2 separate regions of the Homo sapiens genome follow, and region 1 is linked to region 2. A link is a contact called in ENCODE Hi-C or POLR2A ChIA-PET data. All regions are on one chromosome and are shown on one strand. Each heading gives the region's core, a stretch centred on a gene start or an enhancer-like site at or near the end of the contact. The rest is flanking DNA. Distances are from core to core; before and after follow the strand shown.

Evidence for each region. A loop is a pair of places that touch in the nucleus more often than their neighbours do. ChIA-PET counts read pairs that join two places held with the same protein, here RNA polymerase II (POLR2A).
Region 1: a loop to region 2 is called in a map of CD14-positive monocyte, with 2.4 times the contacts of the local background. The contact joins two enhancer-like sites. A Hi-C loop is called at or near these places in 1 of 168 maps with a recorded cell type or tissue (CD14-positive monocyte). POLR2A ChIA-PET finds 5 or more read pairs at or near these places in 1 of 52 experiments (AG04450).

What each region holds. Positions count from the first base shown.
Region 1 is chr11:132,125,199-132,130,042 of GRCh38, reverse strand. All of the region lies in intron 2 of NTM (neurotrimin), which reads right to left. Among named protein-coding and RNA genes, the nearest start is that of NTM-IT, 160 kb to the left of the region's middle. RefSeq lists enhancers at 3,503-3,552, 3,653-3,702. Within about 2 kb of position 3,527, at least 4 of the 41 ENCODE cell types and tissues checked have a DNase peak (open chromatin) inside an H3K27ac peak, as active enhancers do.
Region 2 is chr11:131,757,400-131,761,886 of GRCh38, reverse strand. The region is part of intron 1 of NTM (neurotrimin); the gene reads right to left. Among named protein-coding and RNA genes, the nearest start is that of NTM-AS1, 96 kb to the right of the region's middle. Within about 2 kb of position 1,331, at least 3 of the 41 ENCODE cell types and tissues checked have a DNase peak (open chromatin) inside an H3K27ac peak, as active enhancers do.

The DNA of each region.
Region 1 (4,844 bases), core at 2,278-4,777, 370 kb before region 2:
CAGATACATTTACATTTCAGCTTCATCCAAACCTGTTAAGAACATCCAGAGAGAAAGAGGAAGGCTGTAAAGTCATTGGCAGGAGTTGAGGTTGTTCTCAATAAAAAGCCTGACCAAAACTGCACAAGAAAACTCAAGAAAATGGAGGTAGGTGAAGATGAAAAAGGGGAAGAGAATTGAGGAAACAGTGGGAGAAGACAGACAGACATTTCTGGCAAAGCTCAGAATGTTGAGGCTGTATCCATTTGGTACCTCCTGTACTGTATGCTCTTCTTGGTCTTTCTAATACAGTCCTAGGAGCCCCATTTTGAAATGACTGGTGTTGGAGGACAGATATTCTGTGTGTGCACTGAAGAAAAATAATGACAAAAATCAGTTTTTATTTCCTAAGAAGTCTTCCCTTCCATGACTTTGAGGTAGAGCCCACAGGAAGCTGTAGATTAACTGAAGCTAACCTTACTTCTAGGTAGGCATGAAAAACCCACCTGAGGTCTGTCTTTAGGAATTCTGTCTTAAAATACATTTCTCCTGTCTTCAAAGCCAGAATGGGAATGCAGGGCCTAAGCTACTGGGTCAAGTTACCCAGAGTTCTGATACATCGGCTGATTGGGAACAGCAAGACCTCAACTCAGGGCTCCTGGGATCTGTTTGCTTCCCTTTGTTACCTTACTGAGGATAGTGCCAGAGACTCTGAATCAATATATGTGTGAGACACAGGAAAACTATCCCCTAAGTTGGTTCTAAACTATCACTTAGAGCATCAATAGTAACAATACGTACACAGCTGTATGCACTATACAACATTGCTCTTCCAGAAATGCAAACAGTTTTGGATACCAAGTCCCTATACAGCCACCTCCAAATTCCTCTTCTAGAATATATGACCAATAGACCCCACCCTATCCACCCTACCAACACACACACACAAACACACATCTTTTGCAAACTACACTTTTCCAGCGGCACTTTCTAAAGAGAATTGTTCACTCAATAACCTGCTGGGACTTGTGACACCAACCCATCCCAAAGAAAAATTTCTACACTGTCGATAGTGATTTCTGACCTTACCAGCCTCTTTTTTTTTTTTTTTTTTTTTTTTTTTTTTGAGATGGTGTCTCGCTCTATCGCCCAGGCTGGAGTGAAGTGGTGCAATCTCAGCTCACTGCAAACTCTGCCTCCCGGATTCATGCCATTCTCCTGCCTCAGCCTCCTGAGTAGCGGGGACTACAGGTGCCCGCCACCGCACTCGGCTAATTTTATTTTATTTTTTTATTTTTTATTATTTTTTTTTTAGTAGAGACGGGGTTTCACCGTGTTAGCCAGGATGGTCTTGATCTCCTGACCTCGTGATCCACCTGCCTCAGCCTCCCAAAGTGCTGGGATTACAGGTGTGAGCCACCATGCCCAGCCCCTTATCAGCCTCTTGTACCTGTGTGATCACCTGGCAAGTTAAGTTGGTTGGGTGAACTCCTACACCCACAACTATAACCCACTGGAAGATTCTTTGAGGCTCCTGTTTCTGCATGAAGGAGATATACATCTGGACAGCCTGGGGCCAGTCCACAAAGATCTGAGGATGGTCCCTGGAGAGGCAACATCTGATGTCCTGCTCTCTACAGTCCCCAGGCAGCCTCTAAATTCTACAGCTGAGAGAGTAAACAGGACTAGCAACAGTTGAGATGTAACATTGTGTATGCATATTCAAAAGACATTCATTATCTGTAGGACATTGTTTAGAAATTGCTCTACTATTTAATTTGTGATAAATGATTAGCAAACATGTTTATCAATGTAAAAAAAAAAACACACTCACAGAACAACTTTAATTGGATTCATATACTTTAGTGTCTGGGAAAGCTGAGAAGCAAACCATCCTATACCACTGCCATGTGCTTCTCCTCTCCAGCGTCCTGTCCCCAGCCATCTGCCCTCAGACTTCATCTACAACCCCAGACAGCCTTCTGCCAAATGTAAACTGATGGTCACAGGGAAAAGGAGAGGACATATGGATGAGAGTGCCCAAATATGAGAATATCCTTTGTCGACAAAAGCCAGAAAAGTGTAAATCTTTCAGAGAGCCAATGCCCAGGCCAGCATCCCACCTGGTTCAGTCCCTTGGATGGGGAAGGGTGGATCTAAGACAAGAGCTTGGCTCTGGGACTTGCAGGCTATAACGTTAGACACTACTAAGTCTGCCGGCATGACACTCTTTCTCCTATTAATAGCAACTTCTTCAATTTGCTCGCCCCAGAAAACAAAATGAATGAGGCTTGGCTGTGAATGTAGGGAGACTAAAGCCCAGGATGGCAATAAATCGGAGAGCAGAGTGGCAGACACTGTAATCCGCCGGAATGCCGCTCTGGCTCAAGGAAAAGAACCTCTTTGGGGAAGCAGTGGAGGGAATCAATGCCCATAAAAGCATCCGAGGCAGCAAGCCACAGCAGAAAAGATAGATACTGTTGACCAGCACATGCAGCAGATTGCTGGTTGTAAAACAAAATAGAAAGTCATTAAAAAGGTGGGCAAAGGGCACGATTGTGTGATGTGGATGTCACAGGGGACCTGTGTTATAGAGGGCTCAGGCCTCCCCATCCGTCAGAAGGTCAGCATCGCCAAGACTGCCTGGAATCCCACACTGCAGATCCCTCTCTATGCGCTCACCGCAGCAAGGTGAGAGATGGGTTAGTATTTATTGCCACTTATGTAATAGGTCTATTTGGAAACACATTCTGACTCGCTTATCAGGATATTAATACATCACAGCATATTGAGCTGTATTCATTTTGGGTTCGGGTTGCTTTAACCAAAGACTTTCCTGGGAAGCCTGCCAAGGTATGTTTTTCTGGAACGAGCTCCCTTTTCTGCCTCATTCACCACCTTTCGATCCACCAGAGGGCAGAGTCAACCCATAAGACTCAGGCTCAGGGACTTTGGGGGGCAGTTTGAAATAGGAGGAGTTTTGGGAGAACGCACCAGAAAAGCAAAGGCCTGAATAAGTTATTCATCCTGAAAGCTGGAGATGGAAATAGTTTCTGGAACTCTCAAGAAAAAAGACTGACAATAAGGCCCGAAAGAAGCAAGTTAAATAGTTCTTAATGTGCTGTGCCTCAGTTTCCCAACATTTGAAAGGAGCAGATGCTTGAATCATTTCCAACTCACCCTGTAAATTAAACCACGCTTTGCGGGTCACAGAAAACACCTCTCACAGCAAAGGAGGGGCAGCTGGCAGAGAAACAGGCTGCAAGGTCGCAGCCAGCACAAATCGGAAAAAGGCACGTTCTGGAGGCTTCTTCCCTCCTTCTCGCTTCCCTCTCCCTTTGCCTCCTGGTAGGGCTCTTTCTCCTTCCGCATTTCCATTCTTGCCCTCTTTCTCCTTTTCTTTCTTGTGCTAGTTTGGCTGCCCTCTCCAGCTCCTCTCCTCTTGGGAGAAATAAAAGTAAAACCAAAAACAACTGCTAGGGGAGAAATGACAGCAGCTGCTTCCTCCCCCTCCTCCTGCCCCCGCCATGGGAGGTGGCTGCGAAGTCCCCGCACACTGCCAGCCATGGTGAGAGCTTTGATTTCCAATCTGATCGCCTCATTTTGTCAGCCTCTGCATAACACAAACAGCTCAGCCCCCACTTATCACAGAAAAGAAGGGGGTGATGGAAGGAAAAAAAGTAGAAGGAACACCTTCCTCTCCCATAATAAATAACTGGCACAGGCATCTCCTGTCACCCTCAGCATTGTCCGTGGTGTGTGTCTCCCTACCTTGCCATTAAGAAGTAACTCACCACAGCTGGGCTGGAGAGAAACAGTATCTCCCTGCTATTGTTCACAGCGTTCTTGTGTGACAATTTCAATCCATCAGACTTTTCTTCTGCAAAGAATTGATGGACTAAGGATCCTCTGGCTCGGAGCTGTTTGTATTTCTGCACTCGTTCACACACCCAGGTGGCGAGACCCTTGCGCCCACTCAGTCTCTCCCACTCCCACATCGCGCAGGGGCGCCTGGGGACCCAAGCTGCTTATGGAAAGCGAGGCTCCACCTTTGCTGGGCTGCGCTTCTTCCTCTGCCAACAGCCCACTCATCCCCCTTGCCTGGGACCCCTGTTGATCTCTCTTACACACACACAATATACACACACACACATACAAACACATGCACGCACACACACCACATACCACAGCACACACCACATACCACAGCATACACCCAGCCACACACACACCACACACCACACATACCACACAGCACACACAGATACACAACACACAACACACATGCACCATATACCACAACACACAAAATACACGCACCACATACCACACACACATCACACACCACACACTACACACCACACTCACACCACATACCCCACTACGCACTACACATGACACACACACCACATACCACATGACACACATACCACATACACCACCAAACACCACACACATCACACACCACACACTACACACCACATACACATTCATACCCCACCACACACCACATACATCACATAGCACACACTACACACCACACACACCACATACACCACCACACCACACACGCATCACAGACACATCACACACCACACACTACACACCACATACACACTCATACCTCACCACACACCACATACATCACATAGCACACACTACATACCACATACCACATACACCACCACACACACATCATACACTACACACTACACAATCACATACCACACCACACACCACATATACCACATACCACACCACACACACACACACACACAAACACACACCAGTACATTATTTATCTTCTACTTTACACTCTAAGGGAGGGTTTGACTTAGTCTAATTCACTCAATAAAATGAAAACA
Region 2 (4,487 bases), core at 82-2,581:
CGCGCTCTTCCTCCTCTGCATTTATTATTTATTTATTTATTTATTTATTTATTTATTTATTTATTTATTTATTTATTGAGACAGAGTTTCGCTCTTATTGCCCAGGCTGGAGTGCAATGGCGCTATCTCTGCTCACCACAACCTCCGCCTGCCAGGTTCAAGCGATTCCCCTGCCCCAGCCACCTGAGTAGCTGGGATTACAGGGATGCGCCACCACGCCTGGCTAATTTTTTTGTGTTTTTAGTAGAGATGGGGTTTCTCTATGTTGGTCAGGAGGATAGTCTCCAACTCCCGACCTCAGGTGATCTGCCCACCTCAGCCGCCCAAAGTGCAGGGATAACAGGCGTGAGCCACCGTGCCCGGCTTTCTCCTCTTATGAGGGCACTAATTCCAATCACGCAGGCCTCACCCTCATCACTATATTTAGCCCTAATTACCTCTCAAAGGCCCCATCTCCAAACACCATTATTCAGATGCTAAAAGTTAGGCCTTCAACATAGGAATTTGGGGAGGGGGATATAAAACATTCCATCTGTAACCCTTGGGTTTTAATTTCAGCTTCTTGTTAGGTGTGGATCCTAAATGACTTCAGCCCTCTGAATTTCAGTTACCGCACCTGTAAAATGTGACTAATAAGCCTACTACACTGAACTGCTGTGAGGAATAGGATGTGTTCACACAGAAAAAGCCGTAACGCATAACAGGTCCTGCAAAGTCGATTCTCCTCCCTGCCTCTTGCCACTTTCACGGCGTCTCTGATTTAGTCTGGCACCAGTTTTCATCAAGAGTTCTGTCCTCCCCGCTTCCCCTGCCCTGCCCACCCCACATGAGAAACATCTTATTTAAGAGTCCCTCCATCCCGGTGGTTTTGGCTGGGTTGCAGCTATTTTCTCAAAAACAACAGCAGCCCTGATAATTCTCTCCCAGGAGCTAGGAAGGCTCCTCCTTTCCCTAGAGCCCCAGAAAGGAAGACGTCACTGTCACAGGGGCTTAGGAGGGACGTGGAGATCATTCTCCAGCATCGTGGGCACAGTCCTCTTCCTACGCTCCAACGTCCCCTGGAACAGGTTTCCTTAGCTCCCTCCGCAGGTTTCTTTAGTCACCCCGGCGACCCTTCCTGAGGCTCCTCCTCGTCTCACTTCAAAGGCCCTTGTGTTGCAGGGCCCAGATCCCATGAGATTCTTCCCGGAGATGGAACCCCGGCCCCTCCCCGGCCCCCACACAGCACTGACTGTCTCAGCAGGGTTATCTCTATTAGCCGCTGCCAACGTCAGTGCGTGGAAACAGTGCAGTGTGAGATGCTTCCCCTGACTAACGTCTTTGTACTGAGCGGGGGAATCAGAACGGAACAGATGTTTTAAGGACTCCATAAATCCGTGAAGATAAAAAACCACCCACCCAGCACTTTTTAACAATGCGCCATGCTGATGAACCAGCATATCGGAAATACCAAAATAAATATAAAATCCCACTGAAGCCTTGGAATAAATCTCAGGGATTTTTTTCTTTTTTCCCTTACAACATACACCAGACATCATTTTTAATACTCAGTGAAGACCCACCACTGGGAACAGAAAGTCTATAAAAACGCTGCTGCTTCCATCCGAAGTGACCCAATGATCAACCGCAATATGCATGAATCACCCTGCATCTGCTTCCGGAAAAACTCATTTCTCTCCCATAGAACCTTCTCCCTCTATCAACACTTCCAGTGTTGTCATGCTTCTTCTCATAACTCCTTGCTGAATTCCAATGAGGTTTTCTAATTAGCCTAATTAATTTTCTGCCCAACTTAATAAGACTGTCTCTGGTTCAGAAATAATTGGACTTCCCAAACACCATTTTCCCTCCCTCGATTTCTCAGTGGTGAGTTGTGATCCAGCCTCCTTTAATAATTCAAAATTAGGTTCTGCTTTTCAGATGATGGGTTCATGTTAGGAAAGTTATTTAGTTTTTTCATTAACACTCTCACATCGTTCTCTCCCTCCTGTGAAGAATACCTTAAAAAGCACTAAAAATAAAATGAAACTTGGATCCCTTCCTGAAGAGATAAATCCATTTGGGATCAAGATTTCAATGGATTCTGGCTTCCTAGATTATCAATTTCAGCAAGGTAAATTAATGACCTGGATAAAGAATATTCTTATAAAGTTTGGTAGCAGCTATGAAAATAAGCCCTAACAAGCCAAGTAATAAAATCATTAAAAAAAAAAAAAATCTTGAGCACTTTCAGGCAACTAGCTTCCCACGGAAGAGCTGGCTTCTCTCTAACCTCTTACAAGTGTGTTTCATGTGGTTGTGAATTTCTTACTCCAGGAAAATAGCATTGTTACAAATATTAGTGTGTTCTCCAAATGAGTTGAAAAAAAAGGAGGAAGAGAGAAGAGGTAAGGAAAGAGAGAGGAAAGAAAAGTTGGTAAGCTTAATGAAAATGTCCATGTCCCAATGCATGTTTGAATAAGCTCTGCAAAGCTGTGTAAATGGCATATTGTCTTTTGTTTGCTCTCAGGTTCCAGAACACCAGGCAATCATATCCTCTGTGGTATTGGTTTTGCAGCCCCAGAAATACTTCTCTTGGAACGATGAACACGGAATTAATTTCTCATTCCCTGAAAGCCTGAAGCAGTTCTTTAGAGGTCTTATAAATATGCCTGTGAACAGTACCAGAGTATGGAGAGCACAGTAAGATGTGTGACTCCAATCCTGCCTATGCACAGGGGTGTGCAGCTGTCAACCTTCTCATAATGGCAGCATGTTCTAAGTGGAATCATAAAGGTGTGAAGGTTTTCAAAGAATTTAATCCAAATAATATCCATAGAAGTGTATGCTTTATTTTCTTTGGATGACTCTAGACCAAACTTCTCAAAGATGAAATGGAGTTATTGAGGGTGGTTCCTTCTCTTAGTAAAAATGGGTGACCCACTCATGTTCAAAGAGTCACGGCTTCTTTGATGAATCATCTAGGCCGGTACAGGCTTTAAGAAAATATGCAGACGGCTGGACACGGTGGGTCATGCCTGTAATCCTCGCAATTTGGGAGGCCGAGGCAGGTGGATTACTTGAGGTCAGGAGTTTGAGACCAGCCTGGCCAACATGGTGAAACCCCTTCTCTACTAAAAATACAAAAGTGAGCTGGGACGGTGGTGTGTGCCTGTAATCCCAGCTACTCGGGAGGCAGAGACAGGAGAATCATTTGAACCTGGGAGGCTGAGGTTGCAGTGAGCCAAGATTGCACCACTGCACTCTAACCTGGGCAACACAGTGAAAGTTTGTCTCAAAAGAAAGAAAAGAAAGAAAGAAAGAAAAAAAGGAAGGAAGGAAGGAAAGAAAGAAGAAAGAAAGAAAGAGAGAAAAGAAAATAGGCAGAAAACTGTAAGTATACCAAACTGGTAAGTTTGGGGACAGTTATTTCCTGCTGAAGAAACAGTCTCTCACTCCCTCTCCTCTCTCATTAAAAGAGCTTTGGGGATGTTGCTTTGAAGACAGTGTTTCATAATGAAAGTGAAGTATGGTTCACTTTTTCAAATGTAAATAACATCCATTTGCCAGAAATGAAATATGGCCATATCACTAGCCCACATCATCAGAGTTTGCTACAATTAGCTAGCGGGGTTGGCGGGGGGGAGGGGGAAGACAGAAGTTGTATTAAAGGATCAAAAAAGAAAATGAAAAGAATGGTATGATTTGTAGCTATATATTTAAATGAAGCTTACTACTGGCCACCGACGAGGATAGAGTGAAACTGACTAAAATAGTCTCTGTTGAACTTAAATCTTGGGCTTCCCTAGTTGTTGCTTAAGTAAGGCTACTTGCTCTCAGCGGAGCCCTGTAGTGTCCGGTGACCATCTGGAGATTCTTCGAAATATGCTCCATTTAGAAACATAGACTATTCAATGGAGTTCTGTTGAAAATTTGAAGTTAGTAGAATAATAGCTAAACATTAAATCTTTTATCTACTTATCCATTTTATCCCTAGAATATACTTTCCATAATGGCATTTTTAAAACGTTCTTTGCATTCTAATGTTGGGGTGGGTTTCTTTCCTCAATTCTGGCACATTTTACTAATCTTCATCCCACTACTTTTACTCTGGTTGTTTCTTTGTATAATAATTAGATGACTTTGAATCCTGCTTTTATATGTATACCTTGGGAATAGCATCCTGTTAAGAAAAAAACAAACATAATAATAATAACCATCTGAGGATTTAACTTCAACTCACATCAGTGTCTCCAGTGGACGATGTCAGGGCTTGATACTTTCCACTTCCCCTGAGCTAATGGAAACCTCTGTTTACTCAGCCCCGTCTCACCTGGCATTGAATATGGACCTAACACGCCTGGAAATGGGTTCTAGAAGGGCAGGAAGAGAATCAGTGCCCAAATCTTCTTTCACTCATGTTTGCCTAGACTGTGCAGCTACATATCAGTCCTATTTAGGGTGACAGGTTAAAACCCCTTGGGAAAACGGTGTGACCTGGTATATCG